Linked DNA regions of Homo sapiens: regions 1, 2 and 4 are each linked to region 3. The links are chromatin contacts, found by Hi-C or POLR2A ChIA-PET in ENCODE. All regions are on one chromosome and are shown on one strand. The core of a region is the stretch at or near the end of the contact, and the rest is flanking DNA. Distances in the headings are between cores, read along the strand shown. Region 1 holds the start of PPP3CB-AS1 (PPP3CB antisense RNA 1). Region 2 holds the start of ANXA7 (annexin A7). Region 3 holds the start of MCU (mitochondrial calcium uniporter). Region 4 holds the start of VSIR (V-set immunoregulatory receptor).

Region 1 (4,457 bases), core at 399-2,898, 800 kb before region 3:
GAATCAATGGGTCCTAAAATAGGGTGCCTTTCCTTTCTAGTATTGCTGCTAGGATGTTTCCCATCCCTTTCCTGACAGAGCATTCAGTACTCAGTACATTATACACTTCCTTCCTCCCCTCCTTAGGAAGATTTTCTGGGGATTCAAGCTCTTCTTACAGACTCACTCCTGATCAATGTACTCCAGGTGCCTTCCCTCTATCTTATAAGTTTGTGACGTGCCTCCTGTCCCTTCCTTCCTCTCCTTCCGTGGGGGCCTCTCCCTTTCCCTTCCCCTGTGGTGTTATGGCCCTTCCATGCCAGAAAGATCCATTTTCACCTGTGCCTCACTCCCGAGACTCTTCCCTCTAAAAAATAGCTTGTGGGTTCCCTTTTTGGAAAAAATCCATTGTTGGGTCTTTCCCTTCCTCTTTTCCTGGGGTCTCAGGATAGAAATTGACACAAAGAAGAGGTAGAAAGGTACTCCTTGGACCTTCGGACTACTACTTACTTACCACCATGCATTATGAACAGATTCTGAGCACATGTATTATTGAGCAGGAGGATGGGCAGGAATTGGTTGTTCCATCCCACTTGGATCCTGCACCATCAAGATATATAGAGCTTAGTGGATATGCTGGTCCCTGTCCATGATTCAACATATCTCCTGGTGTCGTGGACACACTCATCTAATAATTTTTGATGAACAGTCAGTTCTTGCCCCTCTACCCCCTTTCCCATGAGTGTCAGTCACCGTGGTCTCTATAAAGGTTCCATAAGTCACCTGGGCCCAGATTCTGTGCATGTGCAGAAATAAGGAATTAATTTCCAATTCCCTATTTACTCCTCTGCCTTCCAGGAGGAGGTTGTATCCTTTTCAGGTGAATTCTTCAGATTCTTTGCACATCTCTTGGTGTCATCCCCTTTATTCCCCTTACCTGTTTTGACAAACTATGGCGCCTAAATTGCTCTAGCTGCAGTCTTATTCTGTGCTTTCAGACTCTTGACAATTCCAGACTCTAAACACAAAGGCCAGAATTCTCTTTCAAACTCCATTTTGGATGGTCCCTTCTCCACTCTAGAACCTACAATGCTTCCTCTATTCTCTGGTCCCCTACCAACCCTTCAGTATTCAGATCTGGTAGCTAAATCGTTATACATTTCTCTATTAGTAGGAGATCCTGAGGTTTAATCACGTCTTCTCAGTTTACTGGGAATGCCATGAGAGCGGGTGTGTTTCCTCGCAGTCGTTCGATCGCAGCACCTCCTCATTCTTCATTCTGCATGCAAAGAATTTTAACCTGATCCCTTGGCCTCGTCCTGTTTCTCTCCTAGCTTCAGTAATTTTGCCCAAGTCCCTAGAGCCTACCCCGCCCCCACCCCCGCACGCGCAGTGCATGCCGGTCTTAGCCCCTCTGTAGGGAAAGAGGGTCCGCCATGTTCCCCGGCGGCGCCGCCGCTTGGCTCTGGTAGCCGCCGCCCCCGCCCCCAACCCCGCCCGGCCCAGAGCCTAGCCGAGCCCCGGGCCCAGCATGGCCGCCCCGGAGCCGGCCCGGGCTGCACCGCCCCCACCCCCGCCCCCGCCGCCCCCTCCCGGGGCTGACCGCGTCGTCAAAGGTGAGAGGTGGACGAAACCCTGGGGGCCTGGCCTGAAGAGCTAGCTGTGTGTGAGGGCGGGCGGGAGACCGTCCCCTCGGGAGTGGGCCCGGAAGGGCGGGCGAGTGACTGGCTGCCTCCCTTGGGGAGTGGCCCCTGGGCGGGCCCCTGCTGGGCAGGGCTGAGTCGGTGGCAGTGGTTCCGCGGTCTCCCGGTTGCTTTCAGGCCGGGGCGGAGGTTTTGCTTCCGTGGCTTCCTAGCCCAAGGGGTGAGGCTGTTAGCTGCAGTGAGCCCGTTTTCTCTTCACTCGGCCTGTCAAAGCGGCGCAGGGGCCGCGATTAGCTTCCTGCCCCGCGACAGCTGCACTTCTGGCTTGCCGGGGCGAACCGAGGGGCTCGGAGACCTTCAGCCACGCGAGGCCCGCCAGTGAGCAGTCAGAAATCACCTCGGCTTTGGCCCACGCCTGCTCCCCGGTGACAGTCGTCCGCCCTATCCGCGTCTAGCTGGCGACAACCGCAGGGGTTCACTTTTGGCCGTCAGGTGCCACCCGGAGCAGAAATTAGGGGAACCTTGTGGGATTGGATCACGGTGAAGGGTCGGGGCAGGAATTGGAAGGCCAGCCTTTATAGTGCAGAAAGGGAGAAAAAGCAGCATAAACGAAAAAAAAAATTCTTGTGGATAGCAAGTATTTACTTAGAAAACCATCAACACTTTGGTCAAAAGGAGTTACCCCTCCCTTACAAACACACACCCACACATTCATCCTAGACGAAAAAGTTAAATGTTTCTCAGCCAGGGCAGAATTTATGGATGTTTACCCACAACAGGTCAGCAGATTAATTTAAAATAGAGAAATTGAGGGCTAATTGAGAGTTGCTTAAGATTCCAAGCTTCCTGGGAGAGCCTACCAACCTCAAACACTGCTGTGGAGGTGAAAAACAATTGAAATGATTCTCTTTACCATGTAGCTTGATTGATAAATTGAAATCGTAGAATGAACTTTTCCTTATTTGTATTGTATTTATTTTTAAAATATAGGTACTTTTGTTTTCATTCAGCTTCTCAAATACACTGGCACAGTATTTAAACACCGTTAGCCTACTTTTTGAAATCTGACTCATATGTTTCCATTAAAATATTTAAAAACAAGGAAACCTTTTTTCTTTTTTTTTTTTAATTAAAAATTTTCAACCTGAGCCTTCTTCGGTTCTTAAAAGAATAATACTAATTTGGCCTGGCGTGGTGGCTCACATCTGTAATCCCAGCACTTTCGGATGCTGAGGCAGGCGGATCGCTTGAACTCAGGAGTTGGAGACCAGCCTGGGCAACATGGCGAAACCTTTTCTCTACCAAAAATACAAAAAATAAAAATTAGCCGGGCATGGTGGCGCGCCCCTGTAGTCCCAGCGGATCGGGAGGCTGAGGCACGAGAATCACTGGAGCCCGAGAGGCAGAAGTTGCAGTGAGCCGAGATTTGCGCCAGTGTGCTCCAACCTGGACGACAGAGCCAGACCCTGTCTCCAAAAACAAAAACAAAAACAAAAACAAAACACTGATTTGCACCTAGGCTTAAGTTAGTAGTATATCCAGTTGGGCCAGGCATTGGAATGAGCTGAATAACGAGTTTATGGAATCCTTAATACAGAGAAATCTTAAAAAAAAAATAGTAATGCAGACATTCATTCTATCAAGAAATCCTGGAGTTTTGTGGGGGTGGGAACGGGACATTGGCTACCTCTTCATTTTCTGACTGTATTTCTGTGTTGTGTGTTCATTTCCCTGGGCACTTTTCACCAGACTGTTAGATGGGGTAACCAATCACATTCCTGAACAATGAGTTTATGCTATCCTTACGTTTGTGAATCTTCTTATTCCTTGTCATATATATGGTAATGTTTTTTCTGTACTGCTTTAATGCAGTGAAAATAAGATTCCAAACATAAGGCAGATTCCTTAGGGGTGAGTTGTGAGTCCAAGGCAGTCATATTTGCAGGTTATTGGTGTGGAATAAAAGCCATTTGATTTAGATAAATAGGAAAGGAGCTTGTTAATATAGAAAATTATAGTTAAATAAAGCTTATGGTTATCATATTTCTGGTGCTTCATTGTGCCCTCTTCATAGAGACAACTTTCATTTCTTTATGGAATTTGTTAACCAGTTGGAATTCCTGTATGGATTATATGTTTTAAAATGGTGTGTAACAGACTAATTTGCACTGCTCATGGAGTCTCCTGCATTTACTGGGAAATTCACCTTTCTTACAGATCCAGAAATTCACTTTTAAATTTCATCTTCAGGATTCTTCCTTGTCTTTTATTCAGTAATTATACTATAATGTGATACCTGATATTAGAGAATACTGGTTGCCTGATGATAAATGATGTGAGTTCAGCTTAAGTTTAACTTGTTAAAATCCAAATTTCTTTTAAGTCCACAATGTGGTGGTAGTTTTGTATCGATACATTTTCATAGTAGTGATATTATGGAGACTGTCTGTTGGCATTGAATGCAAGTAGTCTTTTTCTCCCTGGAATTTTTTTTTTTTTTTTGAGACGGAGTTTCACTCTTGTTGCCCAAGTGGAGTGCAGTGGCGCGATCTCTACTCACTGCAACCTCTGCCTCCTGGGTTCAAGCGATTCTCCTGCCTCAGCCTCCCGAGTAGCTGGGATTATAGGTGCGCGCCACCATGCCCGGTTAATTTTTTGTATTTTTTAGCAGAGACGGGGTTTCACCATGTTGGCCAGGCTGGTCTCAAACTCCTGACCTCATGATCCTCCCACCGTGGCCTCCCAAAGTGTTGGGATTACAGGCGTGAGCCACCGCGCCCGGCCTGCCTCCCTGGAACTTCTTAGTGTCAAAATTTTATACTCCATGCTTGTAGT
Region 2 (4,186 bases), core at 1,341-3,840, 720 kb before region 3:
ATGTCTCCACACATTGTCAGGTGTCCCTGAGGGACAAAATTACTATTCTAATGGAACAAAAAGGATATGAACTTAAATACCAGACTCTGGGCCAGGCGTGGTGGCTCACACCTGTAATAATCCCAGCACTTTGGGAGGCCGAGGTGGGTGGATCACCTGAGGTCAGGAGTTCGCCTGGGCAACATGGCAAATCACCGTCTGTATTAAAAATATAAAAATTTAGGCCGGACGTGGTGGCTCATGCCTGTAATCCTAGCACTTTGGGAGGCTGAGGCGGGTGGGTCATGAGGTCAGGAGATCGAGACCATCCTGGCTAACACAGTGAAACCCTGTCTCTACTAAAAATACAAAAAATTAGCCAGGCGTGGTGGTAGACACCTGTAGTCCCAGCTACTCGGGAGGCTGAGGCAGGAGAATGGCGTGAACCCAGGAGGCAGAGCTTGCAGTGAGCCGAGATCGTGCCACTGCATTCCATCCAGCCTGGGCAACAGAGTGAGACTCTGTCTCAAAAAAAAAAAAAAAAAAAAAAAAAAAAAAAGCTGGGCGTGGTGGCGGATGCCTGTAATCCCAGCTACTTGGGAGGCTGAGGCAGGAGAATTCGTTGAACCTGGGAAGCAGAGGTTGCAATGAGCTGAGATTGTGCCATTGCACTCCAGCCTGGGCAACAGAATGAGACCCTGTCTCAAAACTACAAAAACAAACAAAAAAAAACCAGACTCTGATACAGTGGGATGTTCACATTAGAAGCATGATGGCTCTTATTTCACATGAACTCTGGAACATACCATGGCCTTCAGAGATGTTGACCAGGTATGGTGGCTCATGCCTGTAATACATCCAGCACTTTGGGAGGCTGAGGCAGGTGGATCGCTTGAGGCCAGGAGTTCGAGACCAGCCTGGCCAACATGGCGAAACCCCATCTGTACTAAAAATACAAAAAAATTAGCTGGGCGTGGTGACATGCCTCCCAGCTACACGGGAGGCTGAGGCATGAGAATCGCTTGAACCCCGGAGGCAGAGGTTGCAGTGAGCCTAGATCGCACCACAGCACTCCAGCCTGGGTGACAGAGCAAGACTCTGTCTCCAAAAAAATTAAAAAATTAAAATGGTCCAGTTGAGTACAAAAAAGAAGATCAGGAAGAGTTTATTGGAGCAAGACGGAGATGAGCAACCTTGAAAACAAGTCTAATTAAGATGAGTAATTGTTAAAAGATGAGCAGTGCTTTCTAAGCAGAGGTAGCAGGAGGAAAGGGTCTCCGATCCTGTAACGCCTTTTATGCCAGGAAGAAAGGATGAATTGAAAGGATGAAATGGCAAATGTCGTAGTAGACTATTGGACTATTCCTGCAGCTCAGGAAAGTGGGCTGGAAATAAGAGGTTTGGCAAATACCCTGTTATGGTGGTATTTAAGGCAGAGGGAGGGTTTGGAACGAGCTCACAAAGGGAACTCTAGAATGAACAGAGTAGGCTTCTCAGGGAAGGCTTAAATCCTGGAGGTCTCTGGGGTAGGTAGGACAGAAAGTCCTGTTATTTTCCAGGTAGACAGACTGTTGGGCGCCGGGGAATTAATGCTGGTCACCTAGAGAGTTGTGCATTTTGTCTACCATTGTTAAATGAGGCAATGACCTGCCTCAAATACTTTTCACTCCACACACCTATTTGGAAGCCACGTATATTTTGCTTGCTCTTCCCATTTAAAATCGTAATCCACTCTATTCCACCCCCATGAGGAAGCTTTTGGGTAGAAAAGTGTGTAGAGGAATAAGTAAGTTGATGTGCATCAGATGTGCAAACTTTAGTGTGCATCAGAACCACCTGGAAGGCTTGTTAAAACAGGTTGCTGGGCACCACCCGGGGAGTTTGATTCAGTAGGTCTAAGGTGGAGTTCAATAATCTGCGTTACTAACACGTTTCCAGGTGATGCTGCTGTTCGGGGGACCACACCCAGAAGCTACCTTTTACCACTCTAAAAGGTAGCTGATTGGTTTTCTCTGTAATATAAATTCCTTAACGAGTTTAAAATATTGATCTGAGCCCTCGTAATTGCCTCAAATGTTTAATGCTAATGTGTGTTCAATGCTGTAGCCACGAGGGGAGCCTAAAATCACCTAACAACTCCTTTCGGGAGTGATTTTGATTAGTTCATCTACAGTTCCAACTAAGATTTCCCACAAATATTACTTTCACAGGAGGCTAACAAAAAACGCCGTCTTTGTCCCCAGAAAATACCTGGAGGACGGTATTTCAGAGGCGGGGAGGCTGCACCAGCCTCCCAGTCTCAGCCCTTCTCTACCGCCCGCCACTGAAGGGGCCCCGGATACCCCCAGGACTGCTGCAACTTCCTAGGTGACTTGAGGCAGCCTTAAAAGGGATTGGTGCAGGGTCCTTGCGACAGATAAATGTGATTAAAAATCCGCTGGGCCACCCGAAGGGAGAGTCTTTTTCCCTCAGGTGGCGCCTAGGGGCGGGACTGAGGGACAGCCCGCTCCCCGCAGCGCCCTCTCCGGCTCCGGGGGTGTTCCCGGCTGCAGCCGCGATCCTAACGGGCTCGCGAGACGCCCCGCCCACCCTGGGCCCGCCCCCGGCTCCATCTTGCGGGAGACCGGGTTGGGCTGTGACGCTGCTGCTGGGGTCAGGTGAGGAGCGGCGCCCCCCTCCCTTTCCCACCTCGTCTGCCTCGGTGGTCTTGCCCTCGGCCAGCTCTGGGCGCTGCTGTCCCGGTGCTAGTGGGGCGCGGCTGGAGGGCAGTGTGGGCCTCCCGGATGGCGGCGACTCGGTTTGCGCGTCTCGTAGCCGGGCTGCCGGCCGGGGTGTGTTGGGGTGGCGTGGGTGAGGCGGCCGGCCTGGCTTACGGGAAGCCCTTCCGTCCGTTTGGAAATCCCAGGGACCAGTGGCGCCCCGCCCTCGGGCAGGTGGAGGGGCTGAGGCCGGAGCGTGGCCCAGCTGCCTCGCGGGAGGCTGAGTAGGGAAACGCACGGGCAGTGCTGAAAGCCGTCTGGCTGGTAGTGGCTGTACTTTCCGGTGACACAGCGAATTTAGGGAAACTTGGGGAAATTTTTACTGTGTTTAGTGAACCGTAGGACAGAATGCGCCAGGCCAAGGTCGTACACTGGTTCTCGTTTACAGTTCTTGGAAGCTATTCTAGAATAGCATTCCAGATTTGATTGCTGTTCCCCGACCAGCAGCAAATCTGTGTTGAAATTAGCTCATCCTGTGCAAACACTGCGCAAGGAAACCAAGGTGCAGAGGTAGATGGCTGATGTCCACCGTAAAGTGACAGACATGACGCTGTTGTCTTCCGACTGCCGTAAACGCCCTGATTTTTGCCAGCTGATGGCCAGCTAATCTGCTAAATGTGTCCGAATTAGATGATGAGTGTAATGAGTTACCTTCCAGGCAAGGAAAGAGTTTCAAGCACTGAATAGGTAAAAGAGATAATTTTGGCCACTGCAAACTTTCAGTCCTTTTCAGTGAGGACTGTCTTTCAGTCCTCACTGGTGGTTGGCTACCTACCTGTCCGTGCAGAGGACTAGCCATGCCTCCATGTTCTTTCTCCACATCACTGACGGATTTAAATGATCCTACCATACCTAGAAGCCGGTTTTGCAAAATTGTATTCGCTGTTGCGCGTATCTTCAGTCACCCTTCCTGTTTCGTGTATTTTTTCCCCCATAAATTTGCAACAGCTGCCTCTTGGGTTCCTGGGCTTCATGCCATCAATGAGAAACGGTGAGACCCAGCCCTTTTACTAACTGACTCACTGGGTGGAGGTGGTTTGGAAAACCAAAAATGATTTTCTAGTCTTTTAAAAGTGATTGCTAACAGAGAATGTTTAAAAAAAAAAAAAAAAAAGCCCGAGCGCGGTGGCTCACTCCTGTAATCCTAGCACTTTGGGAGGCCGAGGCGAGAGATTCACGAGGTCAGGAGGAGTTTGAGACCAGCTTGACCAACACGGTGAAACCCCGTCTCTACTTAAAAATACAAAAATTAGCTGGGCGTGGTGGCGCGCGCCTGTAATCCCAGCTACTCTGGAGGCTGAGGCAGGAGAGTCGCTTGAACCCGGGAGGCAGAGGTTGCAGTGAGCCAAGATCGCCACTGCACTCCAGCCTGGGCGGCAGAGAGAAACTCTGTCACAAAAAAAAAAAAAACCCAAAAAACTCTAGACTTACTATTCACTTGGGCAAAG
Region 3 (3,952 bases), core at 29-2,528:
GCTGTTTGCAGTGATCCTCCAATAATCACACTATACAACTCAGCCCCAGCAAATAAAACCTACATTCTTTCCCTCAGAGCTGGCCAGAGACCAACACATATAGGTCTAGAAAGTCCAAGGGAAGGAAACCTCCTGACTTGTTAGGTTAAGAACTCCATGCCAAATTCATCTCTTGCAATTGAAAAAAGAAATCTCTCTCACACTCTGTCTCTCTCTCTCTCACACACACACACACACACACACACACTCACCCAAGAGTGTTCAAACAGAAATCCTCTTTTTCTGCCAGCCAATGAAACCCAGCAACAACTGGTTAATACAACCACCAAATCTCTGCCTCTGTCAACAACTTACCATATTCGCTTCTCCTGTGCCTGCTGACCACCCTTCCCGCTTCAGGCACGCGTGAACACGCTTATACAGTAGCCCTCGAAAGGACCCCCAAAAGCACCTTTAAGGACCCAAGAGGATGAAGCTTGCCTCCTGAAGCAATGCAGCATCCATCTCGAGGGAGCCGGTTCCCCATGCACACACACAGAGGAAGTCACAGAGGGGAATAAAGTTTGATTTTCCTTCCTGCCCGACCCCTCGGGGACGAGAGAGGACGAGGGGCGGCCCCGCCGGGGTCCTGGGCTGCTCTCCGGGGCAGCTCCCAGCAGCATGGCACTGCCACTCTCCTGGCACACACAAGGCGGCCGCGGCAACTCAGAACTCCCCAACCCGCCCGGAGGAGGAGGGAAAGGGGACAACTTCCATCTGGCTCCGTTCAGGGAGCCTTGGGGCAGGGCTGTTAAGAACGAAGAAGGGAGGGAACGCGATTGGGGGCGAGTCGGGGAGAGGTTCAAGTCCCGTGCCTTCCCCGCCCTGGTGTCCCCAGTCCTGCGGGAACATCCCCGCCGTCGCCCCTCCTCCTCCTCTCGGCTTCCTCCCGCCCGCCCTCCCTTCCTGGTCGCCGCCGCAGGCGCCTGAAGGGCACGGCGGCTCCTCGGTGCCCGGCAACCTCCGGAGCGGCCGGGAGTTGAGGTAACTCGCCTGCTGCCCCGGCGGCCTGCCCGCCGGCGGCTCCCACACGCCAGCGCCGCCCCGCCCTCCCCGGAGCCTCCGGGCGCGCTCGCTCACCGTCCGGTGGTGCTGCTGCTGCCGGTGGCGGCTGACGCCCAGCCCAGGGAAGCAGCCGGCAGTCAGCGCCCCGCAGCCGCCGGCGCCCCCGCCGCCGCCGCCCCGAGAGGAGAGGAGCAGCAGGAGCGATCTACCTGCGGCGGCCGCCATCTCTCAACTGGAAACGGCGCCGACCCAGGCAGCGCAGCGGACGGCCAGGGCGGAGCTAAGACCCGCCACTCACCGACGCCGGGCCAACTAAAGCCCTTGACTGAGTTGATGAGGCGGGGCTTCCTGCAAGGTCCAATCGACAGGCGGGAGAACCACACTGGAAGCTGCCAGTCCCTTCCAGAGTTACCTATAGTGGGACATAGTCAATTACGGGCAAATTCTAGGGAACCCATAATTGACACCCAAACCCGTGAAAATAACAGCAATAGAGATGGCATGTTCAGTTCGGCTAATCTTCACCAACAATAGAGCTATGATAAGAGTAACGGGGGATATAGATATTTGTGAAAAGCTTTGTTCGAAGTTGAGTTCTAAGTGAGTGTTCTAAGTTGGCAAAATAGGCACCAAATTAATAACCATTAACGGTGTATGCTGTAACTCTCAACTACACGCCTAGAATTATCATTCATAACTGATAATATTTAGATATGCTGAAATTAACTCTACATCACGGAGTGATCTAATGACTGTGATGCGTAGCATAATATAGGAGAGGTAGAACGATTACAATATCAAAGTCCCAGAATGAGTACATGCCTTCAGAGTGAATTAACTGACGTGTATACATCTCAAATACCCAATTCATTTTTACAGCACCTTTATACGGATATTCTCACACTCTCCAGAAACAGCACTATTTTATCATATTTGACTTTGTGTGCATTTACAGAAACAGAACACATTAATAACGTAATAAAAAATCATGTAAGGCCGGGCGCGGTGGCTCACGCCTGTAATCCCAGCACTTTGGGAGGCAGAGGCGGGCGGATCACGAGGTCAGGAGATCGAGACCATCCTGGCTAACACGGTGAAACCCCATCTGTACTAAAAATACAAAAAATTAGCCAGGCGTGGTGGCGGGCGCTTATAGTCCCAGCTATTCCGGAGGCTGAGGCAGGAGAATGGTGTGAACCCGGGAGACGGAGCTTGCAGTGAACCGAGATCGGGCCATTGCACTCCAGCCTGGGCGACACAGCAAGACTCCATCTCAAAAAAAAAAAAAAAAATTCATGTAAAAGGCTATTTTAATGATGCTTCATAATTTTGCCGAAATAGTTATCAGAATACGCTTTGGAATAACAAACACTTTCTCTTGAAAAACACTTCTTTCCACTTAAACTCACAATGAGGGCTCCTTGAATACTGCCTAAGAAAGATTTTGGGTCCTGAATTTCCTTAGAAGAGTATTTCCTTGCTAGCTGTTTATTATTATGAGCTGATTAAATTCTCACACCTCTTTTTAAAATCTGGAGCAGGAAAATAGTTTGGGAAGCAAATACAAGCATTATTTTAAATTTTGGAAAACATCTTTGTAGTGTAGCCTTAGATGATAAATTTAAAACAAAAACAAAACACACACATAAATACGAAGAAAATGTTATCACTTATTCTAAGAATATTCTTTAAAGTTTGACTGAAATGGTACCTTCTTGGCCAAGAATAGCTAAAAAATGACGTGGAAGTTTTTTGTTTGTTTAATCCTTATGCCCCACCTACACCAAAACAGTGAGATGATTGGCTTCTCCGGGGTAGATATCATGTCACTCACTCAAAAGGCTTTATTGCCCAACAGGTGGAACTTGAGACCTCAAGAATGAGCCCCCATTCAACAGCTGCACACAGTAATCCCCCTAGTTGGAAATCCATGACATTCCTGGAACAATTTCCCTTACAATTATTTTCCACCCATCTATATTTATCCCAACTGCATTTGATGTATTTACCCATGCTGTGCCATTTTCTCTCTCACCCCTTCATGCCTTCTTACAGAGATCACCATGGATTTTAGTTTTGTTTTTATTTTCTGTGCTGTCACCAGATCTAGCTATGAATCAGGATTGCTCCATTTCCACTTTCCACTTTAAGAAATTTTACTAGAATTGCCTTTACTCTATTTTTCCAAGCATGAAAATTAGATGTGCATCCTGCAGTGAGATTTACTCATATGCATTAGCAAAAGAACTAAGTAAATAATACTTTTAAGTGCACAAACATGAAATGGGCAGTATTAGCAAAAGTTTTCATCCTACCTATTTACCAAAATGTGTCATCTTTTATCTACTAAGATGAAACCACTGATGCACCAGAGAGAGATAGGCTGTATAAATCTGAGGATTCACTGACTATACTCAGTTCTGGGTGTTGATAATCCAAGGCCGGCAATTAATTTAAACAAATATCAATTATCTCCTCACAGAGAAAAACTTCTTCATAGCTGCAAAGGACATATCTCATATGAGCTGGTTGGCCAAGCCTGATAAGGAGAAAGTGTAGATAGCTCAACAGAAAGTTCTTCTCAAACCTAAAAAAAAGTATGTGTGTGTGTGCCTGTATATACACACACATTATATAGAGAGAGAAGGAAAGGGAATTAACATACCTGCTATGTGCCAGAGATTGTGCTGATCACTCCAGAGATACTACATTTAAAAAGGAGGGCAAGACAACCACAGAAAACTTTTAAAAATTGTAACTTTCATGAGAAAGAAGTTGAAGAAAACCTCAATGTCTTCCAATAGGGAAATGGTTAAATACATTAGACACTAACTTTGTAACAGAAAATTATTCAACCATTAAAAAATTGAGGGCCAAGCACAGTGGCTCATATCTGTAATCCCAGCTC
Region 4 (4,027 bases), core at 822-3,321, 920 kb after region 3:
CCCTTCCTGTCCTGCCCTGGTGTTGAGGAAACAGTGCTTGAGGTTTCTGGACCATGGTCCTTGGGCAATGCCTGTGTCTCACCCTGATGCAACCCCAGGAGGCTCAGTGGTGGGCAGTGTGGTAGGGAGAAAGGAAGTGAAAAGGGGGGAGGGAACTGGGCCCAGCTCAGAGGCTCTATCCCCCTGGGGAAGGGGTTGGCAGGGCAATTGCTCCCCTTTCTCTAATTCCAGGCCCTCCCCGGCTGCTAGGCCCTGGGGAAGAGGGAGTCTGGTTTCAAGGGTGTCCTGAGCAAAGCCAGTCCAGGAAGGGTTGAGATGGGGTGGTGCTCTAGGATCTTGCCCTTAAGGGACCCCCCTCACTTGCCAGAGGATGTCAGGGTGAGAAGGGCCCGGTGTCCACCTGATCTCAGTTGGCTTTGTACCTCCCCTGGTGGAAGGGAGCTCATGCTATGCCAGCAGGAAGGGCCCTGGGCTGCCTTCCAAGGTGGGGTCACAAGGCCAGGAGCATGCCCAAGGACCTGGGTTATGTCCTGCCAGCCTCTGGGGCTCCCATCCTGGGGAGTTCACTGGCTCCAGGGGGACTGGGCCTGCACAAGTTCACTTAGTAATAACATGATGCCTCAGCCTTCCTCTGTTGTAGCCTTCCCTGCCCTTAGAGCAAGGGCTAAGGGCCTCCAGAGAGCCCGTGACTTGGATCAGGCCACCCACAAGGCCCCCAGGACTCCTGGCTCCCATTGAGTCCTGATACCCTGGTTCCTGACCCAGTCAGACTCTGAGTGTCCTCTGCCTCTCAGCCTAGGAGTCACCTATTAACCCAAGATCCCTAAAGTGCCAGAAAAACCCCTGGAAGCTTCAGCTAGACTGGGGTAAACTGAGTAAAATGGCTGTGCTCTTCCACTCCTGTGATCCCTGGTCCTGGCCACGATCACCTCTGCTCCTCCATCACACAATCACTCACTCACTCATTGGTTTGTCCATTCAGATAAAAGTGCAGTAAAACCTTCTCCACGCCCAGCTTTGTGCTAGGGTCTCAGAAACATCAGAGAGAGGTTTGTAGTTTCGCTCTGGAGGGCAGAACAGCCGGAAGAAGAACCAACTGCTGGTTATCTCAGGCTGGAGGTGGTAGCTGAAGGGGGTGTGGACAGTAAGGATTTGCCGGGAAAAAGGAAGGGTCAGGACATTTCGTGAAGTGGGAGGACTTGAGCTGAGCCCTGAGGGATGAGAAGAATTAGGAGGGGAGAGACATTCCAGTGGTGCCAGCAGTGCTGGGTGTGGGTGCAAGAGCAGAGGCACTAGAAGTTAGGGTGCATCAGAGTGTCCTGCAGATATCCAGGCACCAGGGAGGGAGGGCGGGTGCACAGCCAGGCGGACAGCTGAGGCCTCTGCCGGAGGGGAGCTTGCAGGATGTGCTGTGGGGCACGCCAACAGGTGTTGCCTGCATATCTGTGTGTGTCCCGGGGTAGGGATGTGCTGATCTTGGCGTGTAGTCCTGCACCTGTTCTGTGTGTGTGTGTGTGTGTGTGTGTGTGTGTGTGTGTGCGCGCGCGCATGCACTCAGGGTGCCTCAGGCTCTGAATCTACAGTTAAACTGGCTCCAGCTTGCCTAGCTCTTCACAATGTCAGATTTCATTCATTCACTCATTTACTCACTCATTCCACAGCTGGGAGTGCCTACCACATACCAAGCCCTGGTCTGGCTGGAGGATGTAGGGTACAAGTCTCTGTCCCCAGATCACTCAAAGGCTGGTGGCTGAGGGCAGATGCAAGCCATGGTAACGTCTATCACGCTGTTAGAGGTAGATCTACTTCTTAGGCTGCGCAGCAATAATAATTTCTCTCCAAAAGGACTGGGGGACGGTAGAACGGGCTTTAAACTGCCGATCAAGTGGAGCTGACTCGCTGGGACGCACGCTGGCTCCCCACCCACGGGGCCGGCCTCCGGGAAGCCCCTCCCACGCGGCCCTCGGAGAGGCAGTTCCCCCACACGGCCCCCCGGGGGCGCTGCGCGAAGGGGGCGGGTGCCTGGAGCACGGCGCTGGGGCCGCCCGCAGCGCTCACTCGCTCGCACTCAGTCGCGGGAGGCTTCCCCGCGCCGGCCGCGTCCCGCCCGCTCCCCGGCACCAGAAGTTCCTCTGCGCGTCCGACGGCGACATGGGCGTCCCCACGGCCCTGGAGGCCGGCAGCTGGCGCTGGGGATCCCTGCTCTTCGCTCTCTTCCTGGCTGCGTCCCTAGGTAAGGTCGGGGGAGGCGGGGCGCTGGGAAAAAGCTGGGAGAAGACAGCAGACTGGAGTGGGAACTGTGGGATGGGGGCGTCCTGGGGGCCCTCTCAGCCTGTGTGACCGTGCACCCCACTCCACCCACCGCCCAGAGGCTGCTGGGACCCCTAGGCAGGGTGCAGTGGCAACTGTGCCAAGTGCCCCAGCTAGGCATCGGGCACATCTGCATGCTCTGACAGCTGCCCAAGTGGCAGGCAGGGCTGTCCCCTGAGGGCTGCCTGTCCAGCCCTTCCCTGCCCAGAGAACCCAGGGCACAGGTAGCTTCTGCAAAGAAGGAGAGGCACAGGGTGGGGGCGGTCAGTGTGTTCTGGTGGATATCACTGGCTTTTGACAGCTGGCATCTTTCTGCCCCTCTAGTCTCAGGGCTCTAGTGTTGCAGAGGACACAGAGGGCGTGGTATGCTCAGCCAGTGCCCCATGCCCTGGTGAAACCCCTGGCTGAGCCTTGGTGGGCACTGGGCACTGGTCACGGTGGGTCCACTTTCAGACACAGAGGCAGCACTGCCCACCTGGTCCCTATTCTAAGGGTCTGATGGCCCAGGAATAAGTGGTCAGCTGATTCCTGCCATCCTAGCAAGGCTGCCACTCAGGGACCAGTGTGGAGTACTGGGGAGGATGTGGGACACTCTTCAGCTCAGCTATGAGCCCCTTCTGGGTCCCTGGATAAATTACGGCATCTCTCTGGCCTCAGTTTCCTCAGCTCAAACACAGAAGCCCACACAGGGAAGCACCATTTTCCCCTTCCAAAGTCCAGACTGTCAGCATGTTCAGATAGTATCCTGGCCCCAACACAGGGGCTCCCGGGCTGGGGGCAGAGGCCCTGGTACCCATGGCCTGGTTGCCTAGTTCTTGCCTGCCCAGAGCTGAAGAGGCTGGATCTCTTCAAAGAGCCTGTGGAACCAAACTTTATAGGGAGGGCCCAGGGAAAGTATGAGTCATGCAGGGACTCGGAGGGAGGCAGGAGGGAGGTGGAGGGCTTGGCACAGGGACCCAGTGGGCAGGATGGAATAGAAGGAGAGGGTGATAGGATAAGAGGGAGAGGAGGAGGCTGAACCTGGAAGATACCTTAGCAACCTGGGTGCCCACAGGCAGCTGGCTATCTCAGCACTTGGAGGCTGGCCTGGGCCTCTGAGGAGGAGGAGGGCTCCACATGTCACAGACACAGCTGCCCTAAGCCCCAGGGTGGATGCTTCTCAAGGTGACAGTCAGAGGGAGGAGGAGAATGGGAGGTGGAATGGACAGTCTCAGCACCAAGGCCATGGCTCATGGCAGGGCATGGCTTCCAGAAGGAACAGAGGATGGTGGCAGGCAGGCAAGCCAGCATCCCACCTGTCATGGGCCACCTGCCCTGCACTGCCCTCCCTGGTGGCCCTGTGAGACCCTTCCTGCTTTCTTGCCCACTTCCTGCCCTCACTTGGCTGGGCTGCCCTCTGTTCAGCAGCCCCAATTTGAGAAACATTTCTAGAGATCCAGGGCACAGGGACCCAGCTTGCAGAGCACCCAGTAGCAGAGAGGCCCCAAGAGGAGCTCAGGACGCCTTCCCCTATATTGCTTATATGGCCAGGGGCCTTTACTCCCAGAGGTCTTGGCTACTCAAACAACATGGTATACTAAAGGGTCATCTCTTCCTGGGCCCAGCACAGGGAGATGATTTAGGCTGGCTGCAGCTTTCCACTGAAAGGAGCCAGAAGCATTTGAATTGCTCTGGGACCTCAGGATTCTGAACTGTGACATGGACACACTATAATAGA

The links. A loop is a pair of places that touch in the nucleus more often than their neighbours do. ChIA-PET counts read pairs that join two places held with the same protein, here RNA polymerase II (POLR2A). Pooled maps may share reads with other maps.
Region 1: a map of CD8-positive, alpha-beta T cell shows a loop between it and region 3 (10-fold over the local background). The contact joins the promoter of PPP3CB-AS1 here to the promoter of MCU in region 3. A Hi-C loop is called at or near these places in 1 of 168 maps with a recorded cell type or tissue (CD8-positive, alpha-beta T cell) and 8 of 50 pooled maps. POLR2A ChIA-PET finds 5 or more read pairs at or near these places in 3 of 52 experiments (MCF 10A, OCI-LY7 and WTC11).
Region 2: a map of CD8-positive, alpha-beta T cell shows a loop between it and region 3 (3-fold over the local background). The contact joins the promoter of ANXA7 here to the promoter of MCU in region 3. A Hi-C loop is called at or near these places in 1 of 168 maps with a recorded cell type or tissue (CD8-positive, alpha-beta T cell), 1 of 37 single-sample maps with no recorded cell type and 6 of 50 pooled maps. POLR2A ChIA-PET finds 5 or more read pairs at or near these places in 2 of 52 experiments (BJ and activated CD4-positive, alpha-beta T cell).
Region 4: a loop to region 3 is called in a map of CD8-positive, alpha-beta T cell, with 8 times the contacts of the local background. The contact joins the promoter of VSIR here to the promoter of MCU in region 3. A Hi-C loop is called at or near these places in 1 of 168 maps with a recorded cell type or tissue (CD8-positive, alpha-beta T cell) and 7 of 50 pooled maps. POLR2A ChIA-PET finds 5 or more read pairs at or near these places in 1 of 52 experiments (WTC11).

Annotation. Positions count from the first base shown.
Region 1 is chr10:73,492,943-73,497,399 of GRCh38, reverse strand. It overlaps PPP3CB-AS1 (PPP3CB antisense RNA 1), which reads right to left and starts at 1,648. Exons shown (of 5, transcript NR_132104.1): 1 at 1,583-1,648; 2 at 917-1,258. It overlaps PPP3CB (protein phosphatase 3 catalytic subunit beta), which reads left to right and starts at 1,376. Exons shown (of 14, transcript NM_021132.4): 1 at 1,376-1,595. The coding sequence starts at 1,511. RefSeq lists enhancers at 1,170-1,359, 1,850-2,309 and a silencer at 1,440-1,789.
Region 2 is chr10:73,412,462-73,416,647 of GRCh38, reverse strand. It overlaps ANXA7 (annexin A7), which reads left to right and starts at 2,590. Exons shown (of 13, transcript NM_001156.5): 1 at 2,590-2,636. RefSeq lists a silencer at 2,407-2,966 and enhancers at 3,367-3,446, 3,457-3,576.
Region 3 is chr10:72,689,469-72,693,420 of GRCh38, reverse strand. It overlaps MCU (mitochondrial calcium uniporter), which reads right to left and starts at 1,278. Exons shown (of 8, transcript NM_138357.3): 1 at 1,120-1,278. The coding sequence starts at 1,269. RefSeq lists silencers at 691-780, 801-850, 941-1,400 and an enhancer at 1,601-1,660.
Region 4 is chr10:71,771,564-71,775,590 of GRCh38, reverse strand. It overlaps VSIR (V-set immunoregulatory receptor), which reads left to right and starts at 2,071. Exons shown (of 7, transcript NM_022153.2): 1 at 2,071-2,233. The coding sequence starts at 2,152. All of the region lies in intron 38 of CDH23 (cadherin related 23), which reads right to left. RefSeq lists silencers at 1,842-2,171, 2,192-2,271.